Regions from separate parts of the Homo sapiens genome. Here region 2 is linked to region 1. A link is an interaction called in ENCODE POLR2A ChIA-PET data of the cell type or tissue named here. Cell type or tissue: Panc1. All regions are shown on one strand. Each heading gives the region's core, and the rest is flanking DNA. Links, peaks and the distances in the headings are about the cores only.

Region 1 (8,353 bases), core at 318-8,317:
CTAACTTGGCCTTTTCTAATAGGTAGGGTAGCTGTAAAGAACATTAATAGCTGTATAAACAGGAAGGACTTTGCATGTGAGGTTTCATTTCTTCTTTACAACAGTCCCATGCACTGGGTACATCTAAGTTGGGACTGTGTGAGGTTATTGCTTTGTAGGTCGGAAGTTGTAGAATATTGGCAATTTATGTAGTTCAGATTAAAAGTATTCTCACCTTAACAAAGAAACTGGGACTCACAAGAGTTAAATAATTTCCTCAAGATCAGATCACTAGCATCGTGCCCAATAACATAACAAACTGGATGGTTTTTTCACTGTGCCATTCACTTTCTTAGGAAAATTAGCTTCCAAATATTAGGAGATCCAAATGTCTCAAAATCTGCAGATACACATTATTTCTATTCTGTGCTTAAAAGTAGCTCAATCAAGTACGTCAAAGGGACACAAGAGCCTCCTGAAAGAGCCCCTAAGGCCCAAAGTTAGAACAACTTGAGCAACAAAATAAATAAGGTAGCATTGGATTACAACCCAAAGTATAAAATATGTGTCCATTAGTACAAACTGGTCTTAATAAATGATTGAATAAATAATAAATGGGGGAAATTGACAAATCTCCTGTGTAGAATGGCAAGTAATTTATGTAGTTAGTCTGCCCCTCAAGGAGGTGGAGAATAACGCCCCACTCCTTAAGTGAGGGCTGTGCATAGAGATTTTCTTTAACTTTGCGGTGGAAAAGCCTGACAAACGCTACCTGAAGTCAGATGATCAAGGTTAACGTCAATGGTGATAAGTCATGCTGATAGTATATACCCTTGATATGATGTGATGAGAGCGGCACTTTATCTCTGTGATCTTCTTCACACAAACTCATAACCCCAGTCTAATCATGAGGAAAACATCAGACAAATCCCTCCTGAAGGACATTCTGCAAAATACCTGACTGATACTCTTCAAAGCTGTGAAGGTCATCAAAACAAGGAAAGTCTGAGAAACTCAGAGCCAAGAGGCGCCTGAGGAGACCTGACAACTAGCTGTCATGCGTGGTATCGTGGATGGGCAGGATGCCCAAGATCTTACATTATTTTTAACTACAGTCCATACTTTATTCAGACTTTTCTGGGTTTTAACCTAATGCCTTGGGACAGAAACAGGGCATTAGATTAAAAACCAGAAAAGTCTGAATGAATTGGGCATTAATGTGACCAATGAACCACGCTAATGAAAAATGCCAATAATAGGGGAAACTCGGTATGGGGTCTATGGGAATTTTCTGTATTATCTTTGCAACTTTTCTATAAATCTAAGTGTATTCAAAAAATTTAAAATATTATTTGAAAAGTAAAAAGCAGCCAATCATTAGAGCATAATCGCTTAGTACATACATTCAAATACATCACGATCATAAAAATATATAGAATTTGATATATGTTTCCTGTTATGGAAAGACAGTGTGCTTATATATTTTTAATAGCAATCAAAAACAATTATTTTAAGGATTCAAGCAAAATGAGAAAAGGTCATTCTGAATACAATATGTTTTAAGCATGTATATTTGTTATAGAACTTAGGTTTGACAACTCAGAGTGATATGAATTTTTTAAAAATCACTGGTAAATGTTACTGATATATGCAGGCATTTCAAAAGAACATAAAGATTGATTAAACCATTAGCAATATACAAGTGCTTTATTATATCATAAAGTAAAATATTGAGCATAAATAAAAATATATTCATAACATGAATTCCTCAGAGAATTCTTTCCTAGTTCTATGCTTACTCTCCTTATCTATCTACAGGTTGTTCAGAGGAAATGGAGATACAATACCGAGAGTAAAAAGATATTCTCTTCATAGTGATGTGGAAAAGTGCTGGGCTATTAACCGAGTCAAAATTATTACATATTATTTAAAGAATTAGACTATTTTCTACTTAAATTTAAATTAGCCATTTAAAAAATTAAAATAATGCAAAAGTTGAAATAGTGCAAAAACTGAAATAATGCTACAGTGCTCTGTCTACAAGCATTTATAAAGACCTCAACTTCTTTGTTTTTAGATAATGGTATTCAAAGTTTATTTGCTCACTGTGATAAATTCTAATGCCCTCACAGTCCAGCACAGGAATAAAAAAGAGTCTAGTCCCATGGTTATTTTTTCACGGTTTCTGTTTCCTACACTGTATGTGAAATGCTTTTCAGATTGTTTAATGAATTTAGACTTAGAAAAGAAACTGAATATTTTCAACAACTCCACAAGGTACACTTAAGAACACAAGATATCTTCAGAAACCTCCAAAATAATCAGAATGGCCAGTAAGACTTCCTGAAAATGCAGATGAAGCTTGATTATGTATAAAACTCTTTGATATAGAAATGCTTAAAATTTATCAAGTAATGTTGCTGAAGAATGCCATGTATTCCATTGCTAATATTCTTCTGCCTAAAAAAAAATCCAGGAGGCACTTATCTCAAATGCAACACATTCCCCTTTATATAACATCTTTAGAATGTAGTCATTTCATATCATCTATCACCCCGTCACAATTTTCTTAAGATTTCTAACCTCTCAAACTTACTTCTCTTATTACAGACCACATGATTTATGAGTACTGAGAGTTACAGAGACAGCTGTGAGATTAACATTGTAACCTATCCCAGATCACCTGAGAAACTGTTTCTTCTGAAATACACTGTCACATTGAAATGGAATTACAACATATTTTGGGGGCAATTCTGGCATGTGCTTTTAAACTTACTCGTTCAATTGTAAAGAAAAATAGAGTAGAAATAGAGAAAATTGTGCTACATTTATTTGCTTTGACTTCCTGTAAAAATAATGTGGAGGTTTAATCAACGATTCATCATAATAAGATAGAATTTCACTTATCTAACATCTTACAAATTTTCTATAAATAATACATACTTACAGAAGTCATTAAGAAAGGAAACAAATGACTAATTTTAATATTCCATTGGAAATACATTAGAATCCATCCTTTTGTTAATGCTTTTGTGCTACAGGAATGTTTTAAACTTCAAGGGAAAGATGAAGTGTAACAGTACATTTTGATTTGATATTAAGTGTTAAGTACCTGAGGAGAAAACTGTGAGAATGTGTTGCTTAAAAAAATTTATACGGTGATATTTTAGAAATAGAAATATAATAGATTTATGGCAACTCCTTACATTTTTTTTTCGTAAATGCTCACAACAGATACCAACCAAAGGTGTGCAAATTTATTATTCCTGAGTCTTTCTGGTGGAAACCTAAAATAGAACAGCTGGCTCCACTAGAAATAGCTCTGATCTTTCTAGAAGAGAGAGATGCTGGATTCCAGGTAAGGAGTGTACTGAAGATGAAGAGTAGCCTGAATGAATGAATAGCTTTCGCCTATAAGCGTTAGCCACCCTCCAAACTATCACCTGTGTCTTTGCTACTCAAAGTGTGGGCCACAGGCCAGTGGCAGCAGCAGTACCCGGGATCTCGTTACACACAGAAAATCTCAGGCACCAGCCCAGCAAGATTCCCAAGTGCTTTGTACTCACATTGAAATTTGAGAAGGACTGGCCTGTACCGATCCTGGTTATTCTCCCTGCCTACATATTGGAATTGACTATGGATATTTAAAAAAAAAATACTGGGGTTCAGGTCTCACCCTAAGACAATGACAGAAGTTCAGACAGTTTAAGTGAATTTCCAACATCACACAGCCAGCTCTGAATCTTCCACAGAGCCAAAGCTTTCTAACTTATGCCTTACCTATAGTATTTCCCCCATTCAATTTTAGGAAGTTCAGATTTTTCTGAAGGTTTTACAATTCTCATCTTTCACTGAATAAAGATTTTGGGAGTTTGTCTGCTATTAACTGCTAACATCAATTTTCAATTATTTTTTTAAGAGCCATCTCATAGTTGTACCTGATGCAAACTAGATTGGTTTTACTTCACTTTCCAATATAGACTGCACTTTGAATCATGAATTATGAATAAATATCATCCACATGACTATATTCTGTGTCTTTTGTAGTAGTGATATTAAAAATCACAATATATTCTGCAGCAAAACCAACAATGATTAAATATAATAAAGCGATGAAATGACAAGGATTGTGATTGCTGAGAAAAACAACTGTGACAGTGAATCTTATGTGTCACACTGACTGGGCTGCTGGATGCCCACATAGGTGCTCTGTGAGGGCGTTTCTGGAAGAGGTTAGCCTTTGAATCAGTAGAGGAGTAAAGAAAACTCCCCCTCACCAATGTGATGGGCATGGCCCCATCCGTGGAGGGTCTAAACAGAACAAAAAGGCTGAGGAAGTAAAATTCTTTCTCTCTCTTCCCCGTTTTTTTTTTTTTTTTTTTTTTTTTTTTTTTTTTTGAGATTGAGCTTTGCTCTTGTTGCCCAGGCTGGAGTGCAATGGTCTTGGCTCACTGCAACCTCCACCTCCCAGGTTCAAGCGATCCTCATACCTCAGCCTCCCAAGTAGCTGGGATTACAGGTGCCAGCTACCATACTCAGCTAATTTTTGTATTTTTAGTAGAGACGGGGTTTCACCATGTTGGCCAGGCTAGTCTCGAACTCCTGACCTCAAGTGATCCACCTGCCTTGGCCTCCCAAAGTGCTGGGATTACAGGCATGAGCTCTCTCTCTCCTTGAGCAGGGTCGTTCGTCTCTCTTGTCTTGGGACATCAGAGTTCCCAATTCTTGGGCCTTTTGACCCCCTACCCCAGTTCCCAACCCCGAACTAAATTACACCACTGGCTTCCCTTGTTCTTCAGTTTGCAGATGGCGTATGGTGGGACTTCTCAGACCCCATAATCACATGGAACCTATTCCCATAATAAATCTCTCAAATCAATCTCTATCTCTCTGTGTCTCCCCCTGGCCGTGTGTGTGTGTGTGTGTATATGTGTGTGTGTGTGTGTGTGTGTATATATATATATATACACACACACACAGACACATATATAATATATATATGTATATGTATATATATGTATGTGTGTGTGTGTGTATATATATATATCCTATTTGTTTGGTTTCATTGGAGAACTCTGACTAATACAACAAACAAATAAAAAATCAATTAAGAAGGTAGAAGTCTACTCTTTTATTATATGCTTAACTACCCAGAATAAGAACCAAGCAGTGCTGATTTGTGTAACTTCATGATGGTGGAGGGGATGGGGGACTAGATTTGCTCTAAAATCAACCAGTTTCTGTTGGGTTTTTACGCCCAGATTAATTGTCTGTGTACCTATATCCAGAGATGTGGTAGTGCAGATGCATAGTTCCTACCTGTTGACATTTGCTTTAAACATATCTAGCTTAATCATATGGTTTACTGTGCTCTTCCCTCCCAGTTTTACATAAATTATAATGCATCACATCTGGAGTGACATGGAGAGAATAAACTATATGAGCTCAATAGCTATCGACTGTCTTGACCCCAAACATTTTCCATCGCTACCTACTTTCCTCTAGAATGGATCTATTTAGGCAAACCAAGGCTGACTGGCTGGAGGATTAGAGGCTGCTTCCTCTTTCTTGCAACTAAGGTTTGAACCAGCTGAGTGTCCCTTGGATATCACTGTAATCCATCTTATTTAAGGTGGAGCATTTGATTTCTTCACCACCAGGCCTCCCTTCCACTTCAGGAAATAATCCTCTTTCAATCCCCTGCTCATTGAAATAAAAATACCATCTCATATTAATACCATCTTTCCTGAAGAAGCTCAAATCATTTTTCAGATATTTCTCTAATCCTCACAGCATTCCTATAAGGTAGGTAATGTCCATACAACAACTCTTCTCAACCAAGTCAGAATGATTATGCAAGGGTATTAGGTGCCCATGGGTATTATTGAACTGACTTTCATTTCCCCTAAAAATATATTTACTGGGGATTGAAGCAGTGCATTTATTTGAAAATATATTTATATTTGGGCTTAAGGATAAAAATTTGACTTGGAATAATGACTGTGTTGTCCATAGTATTTTGACACTGATACAGATACATTGCTTCTAGCAAGATACAATATAACTCATTTGGATACTGTGAGTGTAAATTTCTAAATTGGCAGGTATTTATCACATTGAAAATATTAGGGATATTTTATGGATTCTACGAAAGAAAATTGTGGTATAATCATTACATAAAAATCATCTTTTCTGAAAAAAGTTGTGATTATTATAAGGGAAAATAAATTTAAAAATGCTTAGAGTGCTTCATTTGGAGATCAGAGTGCTATATATAATGGCCCAATAATTTGATCTTTAGGCATAATATGTATCTTTCCTAAGACTAAACAATAATATGTGGATTAAAACATTTCAAAAGATTTGAATTGACTAAAGAAAAAATATCTATTAAGTAGAGCATTTGAGGCATGTTCAAAACATATTGTTAGGTAATATCCAAAAGTTAAACCAAAGACAGCCTTTTCTAGTATAGCATAAAGATAATAATTTTAGTAACACACATAGTGCTGGCTATAGATTAGCATTCTCAGCACATTATTTCATTTATTCTTCTAAACAACAACCATTATCCTCTGTCCAGAAGAGAAAATTAAGGCCTCGGTTCAATCACTAACCTAATGCAGTAGACTGTGATTTGAACCCATGCTGTCTAGCTATCGAACTTTCATTCTCTAATCCTACTGCTCTGTATATACTTTTACTGTATACCTAAAGTGTAAGCCTCTCTGTAAGGACAGTGTTTTTAAATTAAGTAATGTTAAGAAAGTGTTATAAAGTGGAAAGAGTTGCTATAGTTGATTGCAGAATATCCTTCCTTTTTGAGGAAGGAAAGCTAGATAAATCCAATGTGCACTGGGTGGACTATTGTTCACAGGGGTGACACTTTCTTCAAAGGCCCCTCAGAGTTCTATCGTGCTGTCCCCATGTAGCTTCTATTGGTGGACAGCTCCACCTCTTCTTGACCTCAGCAAGTGATATCATTATATTCTCAAGGGGAGGACTGGAAGTTCGGATGAATAGTATTAAAAACAAACTAACAAACAAAAACCCCAACTGTCTTTTGTTCCATAATGCGGAAAATGAAAATCTCTGTGAATGGCAATTTAGAAGTAGTAATACTCTAAATGTCCCCTTTAAAATAACAGATCCGTTAAGGATTAGGAACAGCAAAGTTTAACAAATTTAAGTTATAAATAAAAATATTTGTTGACATGATTAAAATATAATTTTCTTTAATAAAATTAAAATAACAGAAGTAGTCATTATTTAATGTGAACTATATTCCAAGTACTGTGTTAGCTCTTCATATGAATGATAAAATATTCCCATAAAGTAGGCACAATTATTAAGTCCATATTTCAGACAAGGTAATTGAGGCTAAGAGAAAGAAAGTACATAGAATCAGTAAGTGGTAGAATCAGTAAGTGAAGAATTCAAAATCAAGCTGTCTATGTTTTAACAACTGTATTATTATACAAATGCTGATACGTTTCTGAAACAAATGAATATTCAGTGTAAGCACACTTAAAATGGTACTTCAAAAAATATGAGCTCAATACAGGTATCAATGTTTATGATGATTTCACTTAAAATTACAATCTCACTCTTGAATATAAATGTAAACATTTTAAATGAAAAATATTAACAAAACTATTACAACAATAAAAAATACATCATGCTCAAGTTAGTTTTATCCCAGAAAGACAGAAATATAAAAATATATTAATATATTTACATATGGAAAATATATTATATTCCATATAAATAGATTAAACGTGGGAAAATATATGATTATGTCAATAAATGCAGAAGATAGTCAATAAGATTCAATATCTATTCATGATTAAACCAGCTTAAAAAGCTAAAAGTGGAAGAGTCCCTACTAAAGATGATAAAGGATATCTATAAAAACCCTACAGCAAATATTGTATTTAATTGTAAAATGTTTAAATGCATTCTTATTAAAGTCAAGGCTGCAATAAAGCTGCTTGCACTAAATATTATACTCAGGGCAATAAGTCAAGAAGCAAAAATAAATATATGGATTAGAAAAAAAGAAATAGAGTTTGATGGAATAATTGTTAACCCCTAAAACTTAAATATCTGCTAGACAAAACATGAGCACAGATAAGAAGGCATAACAAAGTGGCTGGGCATAGGAATAAATACAAATATAAAAGTAATATATGTTTCTATAGTCTAACAGCAAACAAATTACACAATTTTTAAATAACACTTAAAATAGCAACAATATATACAATATTTAGAGATTCCTTTAATAAACGTCTTTAGCAACCTTTTTTGAAACTTGGTAAGCTTCCTTTAAAATTCATAGAAGAGCAAAGGCCCAAAAATATCTGAGACATTTTTG
Region 2 (8,353 bases), core at 248-8,247, 52 kb after region 1:
TGCTGGGCTAGATTGTCCAGGCAACTGTAAATGCTGAGATTTTTACCTTCTATTCTTCTGTTCTTCCTGAATACTTCATCTCTGGGGGCAGTTTCTTTTTCTCTCTCTCTTTCTTCCCATAGAGCGCACTTGGGGATTGTCTACCATAATAAATGAGCGGTCTTTCAAATGAATGGTTTATCCACTTTGATCCTGGTATGTCCAATTTTAATGCTTTATGCTCTATAACAGTGGGGGAAAATGTCAGAAAGCAATTTCTAAAGAATTTGTATACTATTTACCTAGTAGGACAATAAAATCAAAAAAAGTTTCTCCCGTGTATGAATAGGAAAGAAACCAATCTACAACATCTTCATTTGACTCATTTTATAGTTTTGGTTTTGAGTGTACCTTTATTTGGTAGCTCTTTGAGAATCTCATATGTAGCCGTTAGAAAGCCAGCCATTTACTGATCAGTTACTTGGTGGCAAGCACTGTGCCAACCTCTGTTTATGCATTTAATTTTCACAGAAATGCCTAGGATGAAGTAGTCACTTTTATTCCCATTTTACAGATAAAGAAATTAAAGCTTAGCAAAGTTAAATGAGCTGCCTAAGGTCACTCAGTAAGGAGTAAGTCAGGGTTTGAACCCAGAGCTATGCACCCACATTATTTCTTGATTTTAACTGTTTTAGAAGTTTTTGATAGTAAATGCATGGTTTAGAAAAGGTTTGGGGATGGTATAATAAAGATTATTTTCTATAGTATAGCATTTGTTTGAGAATAGTTAAGACTGAATCCCGAGTCAGGAAATAAAAATGTATAGCATTAAATTGGTCAACATATATTCTCTTGATTTTCTTAGTTCAATAACAAAATTTCATTTCTTCAAGTAGAATGCTAAGGTATAGAAACAGGAAAGACAAAAGATTCTATGCATACATACATAAAAGTCTAATTTCAGGAGGGAATGTGTTAGGTTATATTTGAATAATACACATTTGAAATACAAAACAATTCAAAGTTTTCTTTAAAGGAGAAGAATAATATTTTCCATCTGAGTAAAAAATAAATAAGTCAATTAATTAATTAATTAATGTAAGGAACAAGTCACCCATGTCTTTGACCTTTTATGCAGTATTTCACCCCAGAATGTAATGGAAACACCAATATCATCTTAACTATCGTAGCACCAGCAGGCCTTTATGCAATATAAACTTTCTTTCTCCTTTTTTAATTCTCTTCCAAATTGAACCTAGGAAGGCAGAGATGGGTCCTTGATAAGGTTCCTTGAACTGCTGATTGCAGAAAAATCAGGCGAGATTTTCAAATTGACAATTTTTAGATTGACAATTTCATTCCATGGCTCCTTCTGCGTTTCTCTGCTCCGATTTTAATTATCACTTAGAATAAGTGTACTGGATATATACTTATCAACTGCTCATTTCCCCTGTGGACCACACTGTGGGTTACAAAATACAATTTCCATTTTGTCTGCTGATGGCCTAAATAAGGTGCATACAAAACAACAAGGATGGGCTTCTTAATTTAGCAGGGTAAAATGTTCATATAACAGTGGCCCTGGGGGCTAGATTCAAGAAGAAAGAGAAATAGATTCTACCTCAGTGGAGCTGAACAATTTCCAAAAGATTTAGCACACAAAAAACTGGGCCAACCCACACTATGAACAATTAGAAAAATTCTAACAATAATGTAATTTTTTAATATTCTTTAATACAGGGCTCCATGGCATACATGTAATTATATCTTATATGATATTTTAAGCAAAACTATCATAGGCACAAAAAGCGTTAAAGAAATATTAAGGATTCGAATAGCATGGCCAAGAAGGTATTAAAATATTTTGAACTATAAAATATAACATATATATAAAACGCATCATTTTATTTAATTCACAACATTAGCACCCTCAGTGTGTAAGTATAATCAATACTGTGATCAATATATTAATGTAAAAATATATGAAAATTAAAATTGTGAATAATTTCCTTCTATTTTTAAAAATGAATTTTCTCACTAGTGAACTATTTCTCAATCTAATTTCCTCTGAATACATGGCCTTTTTCCAATAACATGCAATATATATTATAAACCATAATTCTTATCATAATCATCACTGCAACAAGTATCAGCCAAATTTAGTGAGTTATCATTATCAGCTAAGTCCTAGGGATCCAGAAAGTTATACGATATGGTCAGGTTTTGGCAAATTAATGGGATAATGACTGTATATGGAAAAGATTTAAAAAGTCATACAAAACAATGGAAAAAGCATGGTGGTTATGGAATATCATAAGGGTTCATGAAGAAATTGGAACTTGAGGTGGACATTGAATTCTTAGGAATTCACAAACCTATGTAAGAATGCGGGGATACTTCACTCATATACTTTATGCAGTACAGCAAGAACAAAGACAGAATTTGCTTAAGCCCTTTGACTCCAAACAGTTTTGAGTAATAGGTGAAGAATTAAACATTTAATAAAGGGTTATGACTATTGACCTAAGTATGGTATTGGTACTTTATGTTGGAGGTAGTGAAGGATCACTGAAGGCTTTTGTGCAGAGGGAATGATACTTACAAGCTTTACATTTGGGAAATCCATTTATTAGAAGCCTGACATTACAGAGGAAGCTATAGAGAATAGCTAGGACAAAGAAAACTATGTCTTAAATGTAACGTTTTCGTTGTATGTGCTTGGCATTTTCTTATCCATACATGTTACATTTTCTTGTTTCTACACTTATGATCACATCAAAATGTGACTTGTCTATACTTGTGGAAACCAAGATAAATGACAATTTAACAGAAGAATGCAAGAGATATTCCAAAGACACCACATATCATCTAAAGAGAAGTAGACCTTAAGTATACTTCAGAGGACAGAGAAGATTTGATTATGTTGGGAGAGTGTCAGAGGAGAGAAGGCTTGTTGGGTCTGTACAGGTGTTCATGTCCCTATTTCTGTATCATGAAGGTTAAAAAGAAGTAACGAACAACTTATGTAGTTTAAATTGGACTTAAATGCATTGATTTTGTGCTGTTCTTGTCTATGTATCTTCCCAATTAGACACAAATCAATTTGCACTCTGAACGGTGTTTTGCAGTACCTGGGGTGTGGTTGGTAAAAAAACACTTTGACTACAATATATTGTTGACAAAAGAGGCATCTGCACTGACAAGGAAGAAATGATTGTATTATCTCAGTTGTACCTGAGATGTTTCTATATATCAATGAACACATGAAAATTATTTATGTCTACTACAACCCCACTATTATGGAACCATTCACTCTAAATAGACTTACTATTTATTGCATTTGATAGTACTGAGAGAGGCAACAACATAATTTATAGTGTAATATCAGTATATAAATAGCAACATAATTTATAGCGCAAGTAATATCAGTATAATCTCCAGCCTGACCAAAACCTAGTAACTTAGGTTTACAGCAATAAACACAATTGGATAAATTAAAGCCAATTCAGGTGTTCTGTATTATTTTCCCTTACATTTAAGAAGTATATGTATTTAAATTTCATTCTATGTGTTATTATTTTAAAAACTCATAATCAATGAAATAATTATATCTATTCACACAGAACTGAATTTCCTTAGGCTTTTGAAAATCTAATTTGACCACTTAAAACATCTCATTCATTCATTCATTCATTCACATATCCACTCCCCAAATATTTATTATTCAACGAATAAACACTGGTCACCTTGATGAACAGTGAGAAGTAAATAAATTTTTCATGGAACTTATATTTTAATAAGGAAAGACAGATAATCAATAAATGTATAGGATGTATAAGTCAATACATGAGATGCCTAATGGTAATAAAATATGTAAAAATAATAAAGCAAGATAAAGGGCATAGAAAGTGCTGGGGCTGTCATGAAGGGCTTGTAAGGCATGGTTTATTTTACAGAGAGTAGTTAGGAAAGGCCTCATTGATAAAATACCATTTGGGTAAAAAAGAAAAACTCTGAAGGAAGTAGTGACTCACACAGGAATAAAACTTTACTTCCCATATCTTTATATTAAAAATTTTCCTCGTATATTAGAAAATACTCCTTATCCCAAAATGAACACCATAACGATTTGTGACTAAATTTTCCAAAGTGTCTATTTGTAGGCTAACATGTCTTCTTGGTGTTCTGTCTGCCAAGATACTTAAGTGATCTTATACTTCAGCTTAATGAACACTTAAGTTCTTACCCTACATAAGACTCTTTTTGTCTGCCCAATAACCATTTCTCCAACAACTCTTAGAAGCATTTTACCTTTCCTTTGGGAGTTGAGCATTCCTCATTCTGAAATGTGACCCAGGTCTGGTCAATCAGGGTGGCCAACTTCTTCCAGCTCCAGAAACTGACTCAGAAAATGCTTATGATACAAGAGAGGTCAATCAGAATCTCTAAGTGTCAGCCCAGATGTTGTGGGTGAAACTATGGAAATATGTACTCCTTTTTGCCAGATTTCCTTATCATTAGATATGTACTTAGGATGTAAGCCTGAAGTTTCTGAAGTTCAACTTGTCAGTAAGAGAAAAGACAGTGTCAGAAAAAAAGCCAAAGGAGAGGAAAGCAGATTCGAGAACTGTACGGGAATCCCTGACAGTATTGTTTCAACAGCTAGATCCAACTAGGCCTGAAGCTGCTACCCATAGACTCTATGAGATCCAACAAATTACCATAGTTCCACTAACTATTAGGATCACCTTTATTATACTCACAAGTAGAAGCCTCATAACTAACACAAAGAACCAGCTACCTCAATTCTACTTACTCTACAGTTTTTAAAAGAAAGAAAAAAAGATATATGACAGTAAGAATGGCTGTTTCACTATCCTCTCATCAGCCTGCTTTTTATGCATTTCTTTGTGATGATGATCATTTGGTTACTTTTGAGTAGCAAAATATAGTTTTTATTTCAGCTCAATAAATATTTTATGTGCACTTAAATGTATAAGAAACTTACCTTGCACTGGGAACATACAAAAATGAAACAAGACAAGTTTCTCATTCTGAACACACGGTATTGAGCTTGCATGACTCACAGTGTGCAAATTGTATAGCCAAAATAAAAAAAAATACTATATAAATCCTATGAGTACTATTTCCCCCATTAGATATTAAAAACACTGAAGCCATGAATTGTATTGTTTTTCCCTAAGTTTCATCTCTAACACTTGTGTCTAGATTATTAATATTTGTAGAATACAACACATATTTTTCTTTGAGGCCTATCAGTCTGGAAGTGTCTTCTCGGGACAACTGTTAAAACAATGTGCAATTGCGACCGTGGTTACCTCTCATTCAATTAGTAACTTTATCTGCTAATAAATGATTTTTCATTCATATCTGGAAGACCTTGAAATCCTCCTAAACAATACATTTATAATGATGCAGTGATGGTTTTGAGATAAAGTATTCTGCAACAATGTCTTTTAGGAAAAAAAAAAGATTCTTATGAGAAAAATAGAGAAACAAAATATAAGTCAATATACTAAGATTAAGAACATAGATATGTATTTTCTCTTCCTTCCCACATCTCATTCTTTCTGTAATAAAATGATCTCAGCACTCGCACTGCCTTCTGATTACAGCAAGATTGCAAGACTTCTGCAGCTTTCCTACTGCAGAGCTATTTCTAATACCACACTGATCCTGAAATGTTTGCCATCTCCTTAAAGCACCTGCTGTAACTCCCGGCCATACTCTTCTCCCCACTTTAAAAACTAGATCTAACCCAACCATCAGGCTAAAAGTAGGAAATACAACAGTTTGAAGAAATGCAAAAATTTATCTTGTATTCTATTAAACGGCAGGCACTGCTGAAATAAGTTATGCCTAGGCACTTGGGTTCGGGTAAATCAAGTAACATGATATATTTTTTACGAAGGGGCTGTTTTAGCAAACTGGGCAGACCTACTGCTCTGATTTCTCATGCATTGTTTTACTCTCATTAAAATGTTTTTGGTTATACGTCATTATCTTTTACTTATCCACTAATGGTCTACAGACACACAAATATCAGGCAGGTGAAGTCTTCCCCCATCCCCCTCCCCCAATCCCGCTGCACCACTGCAGGCCTGGGTAGTAGCAAACACACCGATCTGCGCCCTGTCACTGGTTTAGGAAGCTGAGCCCCAGCCGCTGAGCCGTTTTCTACCGGCTGAAGCACGCATGCTTCCTTTGCTTCCTTTGCTTCTGCAAGGGAACAATGAGCAAGTGCATGTGTGGGAACCCTCCTGCCTGCTGGGCGCTCAGCTAGGAGTCCCAGAATACCAGACACCATTATATTCAAATGTAAGTACCAAAAGTCATTTTGACTTGAATATAAATTATTCTAGCTGCCATGTTGGATCACCGGCACTACTGCTCCTCTTCATTAGCAGTGATAATTGAGCAATGACTTTCTAGGTGCTTAAATCACAGTATGATTAATGGTGTATGTACCTATCTTGCTTGCAAGCTCCCTATTTGAAGGAGATTTTTCTTTTACATTTAATTATCTTCATCATCTTCAAACACGAAACACTCAAAGCACTGTGCTTATAAAACCTGGAGACCAACATTTTTAAAGCGTCTCTTGACCGGTCCATCACTTTGCCACTGGTGTTTTCAAGGTACCTTACAAGACTTATTTAATAAGAAACAAGAATGAATGCTACTGAATGAGACAGAAGAAATGCAAATTGCTGCTATTTCATTCCTTAAATTGCATACCACTTATATTCTTCTCACCTATCTTAATGTTGGTTTATAGGGTTCCTTTATTAGGATATGAGATTTAGAGTGTAGAGTTTGTGATTATTTTTCTAAGTTATTTTCGGGCGCTACCATTAAGATGAGAAGCCAAAATAATCAGCTAGAGATTGAGCTGAATTAGGAAGAGATAGTTGCTTTTTTCCCCCTTTAAATCCCTTCCTGTGTATGTCTAACAGTGCAGTTCTACCCAGAACACTCCCAGCATCTGGCCTATCTTGCATTCAATTCACCCAAAAGTTATAAAATGTATAATTAACGATGTGGCCCTATATATAGCACACTGACACCTTCACTAACTTAAATCTATAGCTTATAGGTGAAAGTAAATAGAATAAGTTATAGGTATTATTAGCATATGAGACCAGTCTGAAGAAAAACATACAAAAAGTAAAATGTCACACTTCCTTTTCTCTCGTATTTTATATTTTGAGAATTTTAAAAATTGCTAAGTGCAGTAACACTTAGAAGAAGCCACATCTGATGGGACGGTTCTTTTTTATGCTTCTTAAAAGAAAAAGAGCCTTTGTTAATGTGCTTTCCTTATTACTCTAATTTTCTGTTGGCAGATCCCTGCTCTCAGACCCCTGTAGACCTACTGGTTCTGGAAAAAAGCTTTCTTCTTCGGTCCCCTGAGTAGGCTAGTGACAACTGAAAACATGCAGGTAAAACTAACACAGAATGGTCGTTTCAGAGCCAATTTTTTGTGGTGGCAAAGATGTGCCAGCAGGTTTGCTCATGCTGCTGGGTCCAGGGAACCTTTTTGACAGAGTCCCCACCCCCTCTTGCCTAAATCAGTAGAAATGATTTGGAAATCCTTTTGGGGAATTATTTCATTTTCATTTTGCTTTGCTTCCCCTTATTCTTCTGAAAGCAGCATTTACATGCTCCCTGCTCAAATTTATAAGAGCAAAACAAAACTTACATAACTCAGAAAGTCAGTAAATTCTTATTTCGTTGGCAAAACGAATCACCTGTTTCCTTGACTCAGTTCAGACCAAAATTAAAAGCACTCAGACATCCTAATAAATACCAGAGCAATGGGCATTTACAAAATCATTGAATGGAAAAGACAGAAAGAATGGTTAAAAAAAATTGTAACCTGCAATAGGACCATCCTTAAATATATTAATAGTATTAAAGATTTATTTTGTTATTCAGTCTTCTACAATGTCCCTGTGAGGTTGAGTGCCTCCCCATTTTATGGTTGAAGAAACCAAGACTCGGAGATGATAAATAATTTACTCCAGTTATATTGCTGGTAAGAGAAAGAGCCAGAATTCATACTAAGGTCTGAGTTAAGTCCAGGTTTTCTACATGTGATATCGATAGTATATTTAAAACAACTAGCATGATGAATATTTTGTACCTAGCTAGAGTATTTCTAGCTGCTAGAGATTGGGAGAAACTCATATCTATGTATTATGAAACTTCACATTCAAACCTATAATTTAAAGAAAAATATCGTCATGTTACTAGGATAAAATTTCACTTTTTCTCTTCATGGTAATTTAATTTTAACTAGTAGTTATCAGCCATAATACCCTGTTTAGTTTTAACTAAAATAAGAAATCAA

What was found. Peaks named below come from ENCODE experiments on the same cell type or tissue, not always from the same donor. Only the 100,000 strongest peaks of a DNase experiment are listed, where the experiment ranks them.
Region 2: POLR2A ChIA-PET joins it to region 1 with 17 read pairs; 2 of 35 experiments call an interaction of 5 or more read pairs at or near these places.

The regions. Positions count from the first base shown.
Region 1 is chr4:181,314,963-181,323,315 of GRCh38, reverse strand. No RefSeq gene overlaps it. Among named protein-coding and RNA genes, the nearest start is that of LINC02500, 54 kb to the right of the region's middle. In Panc1, for the core only: no CTCF peak of the experiment used is centred there; no DNase peak of the experiment used is centred there.
Region 2 is chr4:181,262,910-181,271,262 of GRCh38, reverse strand. LINC02500 (long intergenic non-protein coding RNA 2500) reads left to right here and starts at 6,234. Exons shown (of 2, transcript NR_149139.1): 1 at 6,234-6,318. In Panc1, for the core only: no CTCF peak of the experiment used is centred there; no DNase peak of the experiment used is centred there.